2 separate regions of the Homo sapiens genome follow, and region 2 is linked to region 1. The links are chromatin loops, found by intact Hi-C in ENCODE. Cell type or tissue: HepG2. All regions are shown on one strand. Links, peaks and the distances in the headings refer to the core of each region. The heading gives the core; the rest is flanking DNA.

The links. Peaks named below come from ENCODE experiments on the same cell type or tissue, not always from the same donor. Only the 100,000 strongest peaks of a DNase experiment are listed, where the experiment ranks them.
Region 2: a loop joins it to region 1, with 5 times the contacts of the local background. A loop is called at or near these places in 1 of 110 quality-filtered maps.

What each region holds. Positions count from the first base shown.
Region 1 is chrY:6,961,838-6,967,652 of GRCh38, reverse strand. All of the region lies in intron 2 of TBL1Y (transducin beta like 1 Y-linked), which reads right to left. Among named protein-coding and RNA genes, the nearest start is that of AMELY, 53 kb to the right of the region's middle. In HepG2, for the core only: a CTCF peak has its summit at 2,712 (motif pointing left); a DNase peak (open chromatin) is centred at 2,692.
Region 2 is chrY:7,038,013-7,043,827 of GRCh38, reverse strand. TBL1Y (transducin beta like 1 Y-linked) reads right to left here. Exons shown (of 19, transcript NM_033284.2): 7 at 703-848. Among named protein-coding and RNA genes, the nearest start is that of AMELY, 130 kb to the right of the region's middle. In HepG2, for the core only: no CTCF peak of the experiment used is centred there; a DNase peak (open chromatin) is centred at 3,047.

The DNA of each region.
Region 1 (5,815 bases), core at 591-5,590:
AACACTTTGGGAGGCCAAGGTGGGCGGATAACTTGAGCTCAGGAGTTCAAGACCAGCCTGGCCAACATGGTGAAACCCCATCTCTAGTAAAAATACAAAAATTAGCAGGATATGGTGGCGCACGCCTCTGATCCTAGCTACTCAGAAGGCTGAGGCAAGAGAATCACTTGAACCCAGGAGGCAGAGGTTGCAGTGAGCCAAGATCATTGCACTCCAGCCTAGGCAACAAGAGCGAAAGTCTGTCTCAAAAAAAAAAAAGTCACACCACAATGAGTATAACAGAGAAGAAACCCCTATAGTAATTTTCTTCAATCTGTAGGGTAAATGTGTCTTTTGTCCTTCTCCCTCAATAGTCCCTCTCCTACACTTAAACTCTCGTGATGCTGGTCTGTGCTGCAGCTGTAGTAACTCCTCACATCCTGGCCACTCTCAGTCCACTGCACATTTTGGTGCATTTGTGGCTGCTTTCCAGTATCTGCCTCCCCTCAACTCTATCAACTCCAGGAGGGAAGAAAGCAACTGTCCCTAGTGCAAGTACCTTCAAGCATGGGCCTGCGCAGAGGCCACCACCCTGTGCTTATGGAATAAATAACCAATGCCTTCAAATAACCAATTCATTCATTGAGCAAAAAGGGAACCCCACAGAAACAAAACAAAAATCTCCTTCCAGAACATGCCTAGCAATAAATCTATCATCCTTGAAAAGGGATAGGATCCACAGCTATACTATCCTGAACACCCCGATCTCATCTAAACAAGGCACACAATTTTTATATGCACCTATGCACATTAAAAAAGAGAGAGAGAGAGAGAGAGAGAAGACTGCTCTGAGAAATACATAGCTCTCAACATCTGAGTGCTGAAAAACTACACAACCAGTAAGATCTAGACCTGGGGTAGGCAAGCTACGCCCAGAGGCCAGCTCAGAGAGTCAGATTTCACTGAGTCAACTGGGTATTACAAAGAGGTTGTGCACTCTGTATGTCATCTCTCTCTCACTTACATACACACGTGCAAACACTGTATTTCTCACACAGACCCCTTCATCTTGAACTATAGGTGCAGCTACACACCTTAGTCTTATTTTTAACACAGGAAGCAACAGGACTAGAAACAAAAATTACATGGGAATATTCCCATACACAAGAATACTAGATGCCTCAGCATTCAACCCTTTCAGGCAAAAAGAGGAAAACTAAATCTAAGGCATCTAACACTTTCAACCAGGCATTGTTTTAACACAAAATCTCTTTAGGAAGAAACTATTTTCTACATGAACAAATCAAGAAAAATATGCAGGCGAGGCACCGTGGCTCATGCTTGTAATCCCAGCACTTTGGAAGGCCGAGGCAGGTGGATCACCTGAGGTCAGGAGTTCAAGACCAGCCTGGCCAACATGGAGAAACCCATCTCTATTAAAAATACAAAAATTAGCCAGGCATGGTGGCACATGCCTGTAATCCCAGCTACTTAGGAGGCTGAGGCAGGAAAATCCCTTGATTTGCTGTGAGCTGAAATTGCACCACTGCTCTCCAGCCTGGGCAACAGTGTGAGACTCTGTCTCACCAAAAAAAAAAAGGAAAAATATGCAAAGTGTCTGTCCATAAACTCGATTTACATAGACATGTAAACGCTGGCTAAATTGGTATTGTTTTATATACCAAATATGCTTAAATTCCAATGCACATTTACGTAAAAGAAAAATATCTTGGGCTCCCAAAAACTCAAGCTAGGAAGCGCAAACTCAAAATAATGTAACCACTGGTGTCTCACCTATCTGTGACCTGGGAGTTCCCTCCCGCTTCGAGTTTTCCTGCCTTTGCTTCAAAGTAAAGCTTGCGAGAGAAGAAAGAATTGAGGATATGATTCCTTTCCATTTACCTACCCATTTTCTAGACACCCTGTGAAGGGGTCATTTACCCCTGAGTTTTTGGCTAACTCATTGGACAGAGCAGTTAGACCTTGCAGTACTTTTATTATACTTCCATCAGGGGCAGTATTGTTTGAGATGAACACCTTTCCAGACTGTTAGAAATAAAGTTTCAGTGCCACAAAAAAAATAGCCCTCGAACATACATTTTCTTAGCATGGCAATTTTAGTTTTATAGAAGGGTATGACTCGCAGATGGAGCAATGGTGAGAACACACCTGAGCAAGGAGGGGAAGGGGTTCCTATTCCTGTCGCAGGTAGCCCCTACTGCAATGTCATTCCCTGATTGGCTAGCGTTTCAGTTTCTGATGTCCCTGAAAGCTGTGTAATAGATTGTGAAGAAGAGGCAGGAGCAGAGTTCAAGGAAGGAATGGGAAGTTCACATTGTAAAAATGTAGTAGAGTCTGTAATGGCTCAGTCAAGGCAAAATGTTGACTATAATCAGTTACAGGAAGTAATATATCCTGAACCATCAAAATTGGGGGGAAAAGGTCCAGAATTATTTGGGCCATCAGAGTTTAGACGATGATGGCCACCAACTCCTTCTCCCGCGGTTCAGATGCCTGTGACATTACAACCTCAAATGCCAATCCAGACACAGTATCCACAATATCAGCTGGTGGAAAATAAAACCCAACCACCGGCAGCTTATCAACACCAGCCGCCAGCCGAATTTCAGTATCGGCCGTCTCCAGAGGTTCAGTATAGAACTCAGGTGGTGCGCCCAACCCAAATAGCAGGGCACTATATCAACATCCCACGGCAATGGTGTTTGATCCTACAGTACCACCTAGTGGACAAGATAGTGCACTCCATGAAATCATTGATAAAGCCAGAAAACAGGGAGATCTTGAGGCATGGCAGTTCCCAGTAATTTTACAACCCACCCGGCCGGGAAAGGGAGTCAAGCAGGAGCGTCTGTCCGAACTGAGTGTAGATATGAATCTTTCACCATGAAAATGTTAAAAGATATGAAGGAAGGAGTTAAACAATATGGACCCAACTCTCCTTGTATGAGAACATTATTAGATTCCATTGCTCTTGGAAATAGACTTATTCCTTAGGATTGGGAAATTTTGGCTAAATCTTCCCTTTCACCCTCTCAATTCCTACAGTTTAAAACCTGGTAGATTGATGGAGTACAAGAATATGTACAGAAAAATCAGGCTACTTATCCTGTTGTCCATATAGATGCAGATCAATTGCTAGGAACAGGTCCAAATTGGAGCACTATTAACCAACAATCAATAATGCAAAATGAGGCTATTGAACAACTAAGGGCTATTTGCCTCAGGGCCTGGGAAAAGATTCAGGACCCAGGATCTGCCTGCCCTTCTTTTAGTTCAATCAGACAAGGCTCTAAAGAGCCATATCCAGACTTTGTGGCAAGGTTGCATGCTGCAGCTCAAAAATCCATTGCAGATAATAATGCCTGAAAAGTTATTGTAGAAATAATGGCTTACCAAAATGCACATCCAGAATGTCAATCAGCCATAAAGCCATTAAGAGGAAAGGTTTCAGCAGGAGTTGATGTAATTACAGAATATGTGAAGGCTTGTGATGGGATTGGAGGAGCTATGCATAAGGCAATGCTATTGGCTCAAGCAATTAGGGGGTTGCTTTAGGAGGACAAGTTAAAACATTTGGGGGAAAATGTTATAATTGTGGTCAAATCAGTCATCTAAAAAAGAATTGCCCAGGCTTAAATAAACAGAGCAAAAGTAAACAGCCACCTGGCCTGTGTCCAAAATGTGGAAAAGAAAAACACTGGGCTAAAAAATGTCCTTCTAAATTTGATAAAAATGGGCAACCATTGTCAGGAAATGGCAAACAGGGCCAGCCCCAGGCCCCGCAACAAAGTGGGGCATTCCTGATTCAGCCATTTGTTCCTCAGGGTTTTCAGGGACAACAACCCCCACAGTAAATACCACCATTTCAGGAAATCAGCTAATTACAACAATACAACAGTTATCCCCCGCCACAGCAGGCAGCACGGCAGTAGATTTATGTTCTTTATGATTATGTAAAGATTTACGATTTCTTTACTCCCTGGAGAGCCCCTGCAAAAGATTCCTACAAGGGTACATGGCCCGCTGCCAGAAGGGAGAGTAGGCCTTATTTTAGGAAAATCAAGTCTAAATTTGAAGGGAGTCCAAATTCATACTGGGGTAACTGACTCTGATTATAAAGGGGAAATTCAGTTAGTGATTAGCTCTACTGTTCCCTGGAGTGCCAATCCAGGTGATAGAATTGCTCAGTTACTGTTCTTGCCTTATATCAAAATTGGGGATAGCAAAACAGAAAAAACAGGAGGGTTTGGAAGTACCAACCCTGCTGGAAATGCTGTTTATTGGGCTAGTCAGCTCTCAGAGAATAGACCTGTGTGTACAGTTACTATTCAGGGAAAGCAGTTTGAAGGAATCATGGATATGGGGGCTGATGTTTCTATCCTTGCCTTAAATCAATGGCCAAAAAATTGACCTAAACAAGTCCGTTACAGGACTTGTTGGTGTGGGCACCGCCTCAGAAGTGTATCAAAGTCCATGATTTTACATTGTTTAGGAACTGAGCATCAAGAGAGTACAGTTCAGCCTATGATTACTTCTATTCCAATTAATTTATGGGGCCGAGACTTGTTAGAACAGTGGCATGCAGAGATCACTATTCCAGTCTTCCTATACAGCCCCACTCCAACTTTAGATTTTTGCTACTGCACACTCTCCAACAGGCATTATTGTTGAAAATACAGATATTGTGGAGTGGCCATTCCTTCCCCACAGTAAAGACTTTTACATTGTACTTAGATCAAATGGCTACATTAATTGGTCAGGCAAGACTACGAATAGTAAAATTGTGTGGAAGTGACCCAGATAAAATCATTGTCCCTTTAAACAAGGAACAGGTTAGACAAGCCTTTATCAATTCAGTCTGCATGGCAGACTGGTCTTGCTGATTTTGTGGGAATTATTGATAATCATTACCCAAAAACAAAAATCTTCCAGTTTTTAAAATTGACTACTTGGATTTTACCTAAAATTACCAGAAAAAAACCTTTCAAAAATGTTCTGACAGTGTTTACTGATGGTTCCAGCAATGGAAAAGCAGCTTACATCAGGCCAAAAGAACGAGTCATTGAAGCTCAATATCACTCAGCTCAAAGAGCAGAATTGGCTGCTGTCATTTCAGTGTTAAACAAGATTTAATCAGCCTATTAACATTGTTTCAGATACTGCATATGTAGTACAGGCTACAAAGGATGTTGAGACAGCCCTAATCAAATATAGTATGGGTGATCAGTTAAATCAGCTGTTTAAATTGTTACAATAAACTATAAGAAAAAGAAATTTCCCACTTTATATTACTCATATTCGAGCACATACTAATTTACCACGGCCTTTAACTAAGGCAAATGAACAAGCTGACTTCCTAGTATCATCTGATTTCATGGAAGCACAAGAACTTCACGCCCTGACTCATGTAAATGCAACAGGATTAAAAAATAAATATTATATCACATGGAAACAAGCAAAAAATATTGTACTACATTGTGCTCAGTGTCAAGTCTTACACCTGCCCACTCAGGAGGCAGGAGTTAATCCCAGAGGTTTATGTCCTAATGCATTATGGCAAATGGATGTCACACATGTACCTTCATTTGGAAAAATGTCATTTGTCCATGAGACAGTTGATACCTATTCACATTTCATGTGGACAACCTGCCAGACAGGAGAAAGTACTTCCCATGTTAAAAGACATTTATTATCTTGTTTTGCTGTCATGGGAGTTCCAGAAAAAATTAAAACGGATAATGGGCCAGGATACTGTAGCAAAGCATTTCAAAAATTCCTAAATCAGTGGAAAATTACACATACAACAGGAATCCCC
Region 2 (5,815 bases), core at 202-5,201, 77 kb before region 1:
TGAAGAAGACAGAGCAAATCATAGTATGTGCAAGGCAAAAGTCCACTCTGAAGCCCAGAGCAGTTGAGGGTTTGCTGCATCATTTTCAGATGTGGCAATGTAATTGTTTCCATCATTCAGCAGCCAGTGATTCCACGTTTAAATAAAATACACAGACCCATGTGGGAGGGGCACTGGAAACTCGTTACTATGTATACACACAACACATCAATAAGGTGTTAACACAAAGTGGGGTGGAAACGAGTGTTCTTCCGTTATTTATTTATTTATTTATTTATTTATTTATTTATTTATTTATTTTAGATATATGGTCTCACAGTGTTGCCCAGGCTGGAGTGCCCTCGGGTGATCACAGCTCACTGCAGCCTTGACCTTGTGGGCTTAGGCAGTATCATTCTCTCGGCTCAGATTCCTGAGTAGCTGGGACAACAGGTATGTACCAGCACACCCAGCTAATCTTTAAATTTTTCTGTAGAAATGGTGTTTCGCCAGGTTGTCCAGTTGGTCTCAGACTCCTGGCTCAAGTGATCCTTCTGCCTCAGCCTCTCAAAGTCCTGGGATTACAGGTATGAGCCACTGCACCCTGCCGCCGAATTAATCCCAAATGCCTGAGGGAAATGCATTTTAGCTTCTAATGTGTTCCAACCTCTTGCACCTTCCCAGGGCTCTGCTGTTTGGGGGCCAGGCCCAGCAGCTACATACCTTGTTGATGCTTATCTCAGCCTCTACATACTGCAGTCCCTTCTGGAGAATGGAGATGAGGGCAGACGGTGGCACTAGTGTCCCATTGATGTTGGACTGGCTGATGTGGCTCTCGATCCCAAACGTGAAAGCCGAGTGAGAAAAACCTGCGGCAAGAGAGGAAAGCTGACGTTGAGTGAGACCCAAATTGAAGGAGGGACGCGCAGCCATTGAGATCTGAAAGTGGCCTGCAGATTTCAAACACATTTAATTTGTGGGCTAAGACAGCACTGTAGGATGCCCAGGGGCCCTTCTGATTTGGGCTCAGTAAGGTGGAAAAGGGCAAGGGGAGAGGGAGAGGTTTCAGATTCAGGAAGACCAAAATTGGTATCTTAGAACAAGGGCCTTTAATGGTAGAACCACTTCAGTATTGTTAAGAATAAAGCAGAGACCAGGGCAGGCATGGCGGTTCACATCTGTAATCCTAGCATTTTAGCACATCGAGGCAGGTGGATCACCTGAGGTGAGGAGTTGGAGACCAGCCTGGCCAATATGGTGAAATCCTGTCTCTACTAAAAATACAAAAATTAGCTGGACGTGGTGGTGCACACCTGTAGTCCCAGCTACTCAGGAGGCCGAGGCAGCAGAATTGCTTGAACCTGGGAAACGGAGGTTGCAGTGAGCCAAAATTGTACCACTGCACTCCAGCCTGGGTGACAGAGTGAGATTTCATCTCAAAAAAAAAAAAAAAAGGAATAAAGCAGAGAACAGACAATAAAGAGTTTGCTCTGCGTGCCCCAGTTGGACATTCCTGTTAAAGAAATTTGACTCCAGGATCCCCCGACTCCATGGTTCACATGACTTTGCAGAAGGTCATGCTGAAGCTTCTCTGTGTCACCCCCTGCAAGCACACAGGGCACCTTTCTTCAGCCCAAGATGAGGGAACAGCAAACACTGAACCCAAGTGCACTGGGGGCAATTGCATTACAACCCAAAGTCCAAAGACAGAAACAAGCCCGTTGTGCACTGATTGGTGTGGCACTGAATCATTTTCTCAGAATACTGGGAATTTTATCTTTTCTAATAGATACTGGCTCTTTTCCTTTTCTCCCCCAGTGCATCATCTCTTTCACTGCCACTGTAGGAAGCTGCTGATCAATGACGCTTGGCAATTTAAAGGTGTTTTCAGATCAGCTTTGAATAAAGGCTCTTGATGAAGCTGTTGGGGGGCGGGGGGTCAGTACTGAATATACAGAAAGCCATGCCTTGCTCTTGTGGATGATACCTGCTTCAAAGAAAGAAGCCAAGGCCACTGAGCATCTGTGGAAGTCTAGGGGCGATGGGGAAGCTGTGACAGCCCTTCATCAAAGAGAGGGAGGTGGCATCCTACTGCCGGCAAGTCTAGGGTGCTGCAGGGAGTTTCCTAATACAGGCAACCCTAGCTGGCAGGGCTGGGTCACTTTGCCTGGTGCAGAGGTGGTCTGGGGGTGCACTGAAATTCCTCACTGTGTTTTTGAAGGACATAAGCCAAGTTTCTTTACAAGAACCTAACCTTCTTACTTGTTTCTCTCTGTATATTCACCTTCCTTTTCATCTACCCATTCCTACCAAATGAAGCAACCCACCCTTGTATTCACCAATGACTCTACTCCCCGCCATGCTATACCATGTTTCACCTGCAAGCTTTTATCATTGAGGTCTTTGGCAAAGTGTGGAATAGAAAAACCCCCAGTCAATGGATGAAGCAGGACCTCACTGCATTCTTGGCTCAAGACTCCATTGCATGAAATCTTCCTTATCTACTCTGGGCCACAGTGATTCCTCTCTCATAGACATCATGACTCTCATGGCTGATGGGGGGCCACTCAAGTGGCTCCTACTCAATGGGTTTAAGCCTCTCTGCACCATTCTATCACTGCCCCTTTCCCCTTGATAAATCAGGTGTCTGAGATCTTTTGAAGATAACTGACAGCCTCCCATTGCTCAGTTTGTAGGGGTGGGCCTGAGATCCAAGCCAGGGTAGCCAGTAAACACTCTTAGCCATCATGAAACAGCATCAAGAAACATCTACTGAATTCAGAAGAATACAGCATTAGGTGCTGATTACGGCTCCTGAAAAACAAACCTCATGGCTGACAAATCAACTGTGGAAGAAAAGTCTCATGCTTCTCGCATATTTTATTCATCCAGTCTCACTCATGCATTCTTGCAACCACACTGGGCCACAGAACTGACACCTGCAGTCACATGCCCTGTGAAACAGAGCCGATTCTGACCACATTACCATCTTCAACCAAACCTGAGTACTCTGTAAACTATCTCAGTCTTTGCAGTAGCTGTTGGGTGTTGGTACTGTTTTTCTTTCACATAGAACGACAAACACTGGAAACATCAGGTCAAGGTTCATGTGATAAGAAGATGAAACAAAATGTGAACCATAGGCTATGTGACTCCGAGATTACACTTTTTACCTTTCACTTCAAGACCCACAGGCAGAGGAACAAAAATTCTTGAATTCCCTGCATGGACACAGACTCCATTGCCATCTGGCTGTCCAGCTAGAGTACTGGCAGCTCTGAACAGCAGTCAGCCTGGGTGCAACTCAGGCAACTAGTAAAGAATGGTGTGCAATGCTCACTCTAACCCAAGGCAGAGTGTGCCCCTGATTTCTGTCTCATCTGGATTTTTAATGTTGAGTACATGGTTTGGCTGCATACCTTTAATTCTCTACATAACTATGCTCTCCAATGCAAGTTTCATTTCTAGACTGTGTGGACAACGGTATTCACATTCAACTAAAGCTTATTGGAACAAGGAGATGAACCAGCAAAGACGGACCAAGGGTGGGTAGTCTGAGACTTCTGCAAAGAGAGCTGAAAGTTGTCTGCTGGAAGGAATTTCTTGTGCAGATACACAATGACAAATGCGCAGCATAAAGTTATACAGGAGTACTGTTACCTTGAACATCTTTCATCAGCTTGGGTCCTCTTTTGGAAAGGGCAGGTTGTCATGACTGGAAATAGGCACTTTCATAAACACCTAGGGGACGTACTGTTATCAGAAGTCCTCTTATCTGCTGAAATCTTTACTAGTTGTATTTCTTGGAATGCATCTCTATATGGGCTCTAAATCAGTGGTTTTTTCAGTCCATTTGCTTTTAAGACTTTCTTATTGATTTTTGGCCTTGTGATCTTGTGAAGGTAAGCAGGCGAGTGGAATGGAGAAAATGTCAGAAGCAGGCAGGATGGCTGGGTTCTGTCCTTGCTCTACCACTGGGTGCCTGGTCCACATTGCCTCATTTGGCTGCATCTGCATTTTCTCCTCTGCAATGTGGAGATAAAAAGTACCTCGAGGTGCTGATGAGGCACACACAAGGGACAGGAGCCATTCCCCAGACAGGGTCAATCAAGAGAGAAGACCGTAGCAAGTAGAAATGTCACTTTCCCAGGTTTCCTTGTTGGTACAATGAGGATGTCAAATGAAATGGCCACTAGGATATTTTCTAGTTCTGATATTCATTTAGGGACAGCATAATGCCTGCCATGTTCTGGATGTTTGTTTTCCTTTCAGATTTGTATGTGCTAGACAAATCTCTAGAGTGATGGTATTAAGAGGTGGGGACTTCAGGCAGTGATTAAGGCATGAGGGCTTCACTCTCATGAATGGGATCAGTGCCCATATAAAAGAGGTTCAGGCAAGCTCCCCTGCACATTCCACCATGTGAAGACACAGAAGGAGCCATCCCTGAGGAACAGGACCTCATCAGAAAGCAAATCTCTGGCACCTTGATCATGGATGCCTCCAGAACTGTGGGCAGTACATTTCTGTTGCATATGAATTACCCAGTCTAAGGTGTTGGTTACAGCCCAAACAAACTGAGACAATGCCCAAGGACTAGGTAATAGAGGAGGCCTGACCACTTCCTCTTAGGCCTGATTCATCAGCATCTTAGGCTATGGTTGCTGAGGCCAAGTGCCAGGGTGCTGTGGAAGGCACTTGGAAGACACAGCACCTCCACAGAAGATGCTTCTCTTCCAGGGCCAGCCCTGCCTGCACTCCTGCCAGCATCTCACCCCTCCAACTTAGGGTCCAGAATTAATGAACACATTAATTTGCAGTCTGCCAGAGTGGTGAGACTTTGGTGCCTTGTGCCTCCTCAGCTTTTCTGCAACTCTGAACACATCTCTTCTGCCCAACAACACACACACAGGAACACAGATGAGAACAACACACACACAGGAACAAAGATGAGAATGTTAGTGACAAACAAAGCACCCACGACTGCTCCAGCGGCAGGTGCAGAAGTAGTTAAGGGGCAGGAGAATAATCAAAGTGCAAGAGAATAAAGAGCTTGGTGGTACCTCAATGAAAGATAGTGTGAGGGTGATGGGTTGGGTTCCTTAAGTGTCACATCTGGGCTAGGCTGGAGATATTTCTGAAGCCAGCAGCCTTGCCACCCACTTGGAAGGCATATTCCTGATGAATCTCTCTTCAGCAAGGTTTCTCAATCACAGCATGGCTGACTTTTAGGCAGGATCATTCTTTGCTGTGTGCACACAGTCCCATACATTGTAGCATGTTGAGCAGCACCCCTGGCCTCTACCCACCACAAGCCAGTAGCATCCACTCCCATTGTGACAATCGAAAATGTTTCCATCAACCCCACCACGGTGGGGAGGTGACACCTAAAAGGCCACTACTCCCAGCTCTACTCTCCTCACATTTCAGCTTGGTTCTAGGTTGTTGCTACTGAAAAGTAAGCCACTCTTTCCATGCGATTGTGCACAAACCTTAGAGTAAAAGAGGACAATCAGACGAGGTAAGATTATTCCTAAGGAGAAAAGAAGAGTATAATCAAAATAAACTGAGAAAGCCTTAAAATAAGAACCACAGAAAGGATGGAAGGATCCTTCACATAAAGCCCTGTCCATTTGGAGTGAAAGGTGCAATAGTCTCACAAGAGAAGAAATGGTCTTTACAAAATTTATCTCATCTAACGAGGCAATAAAAACAGATTTAAAACAAGCCAAGTACATACTTTGTTTCTTGCAATGATGACACTGCTAAACCATACCACTCAGAAATGGCATCACAAACCATTTCAGTTGTACAGTGAACCACTATACCCAGTTAA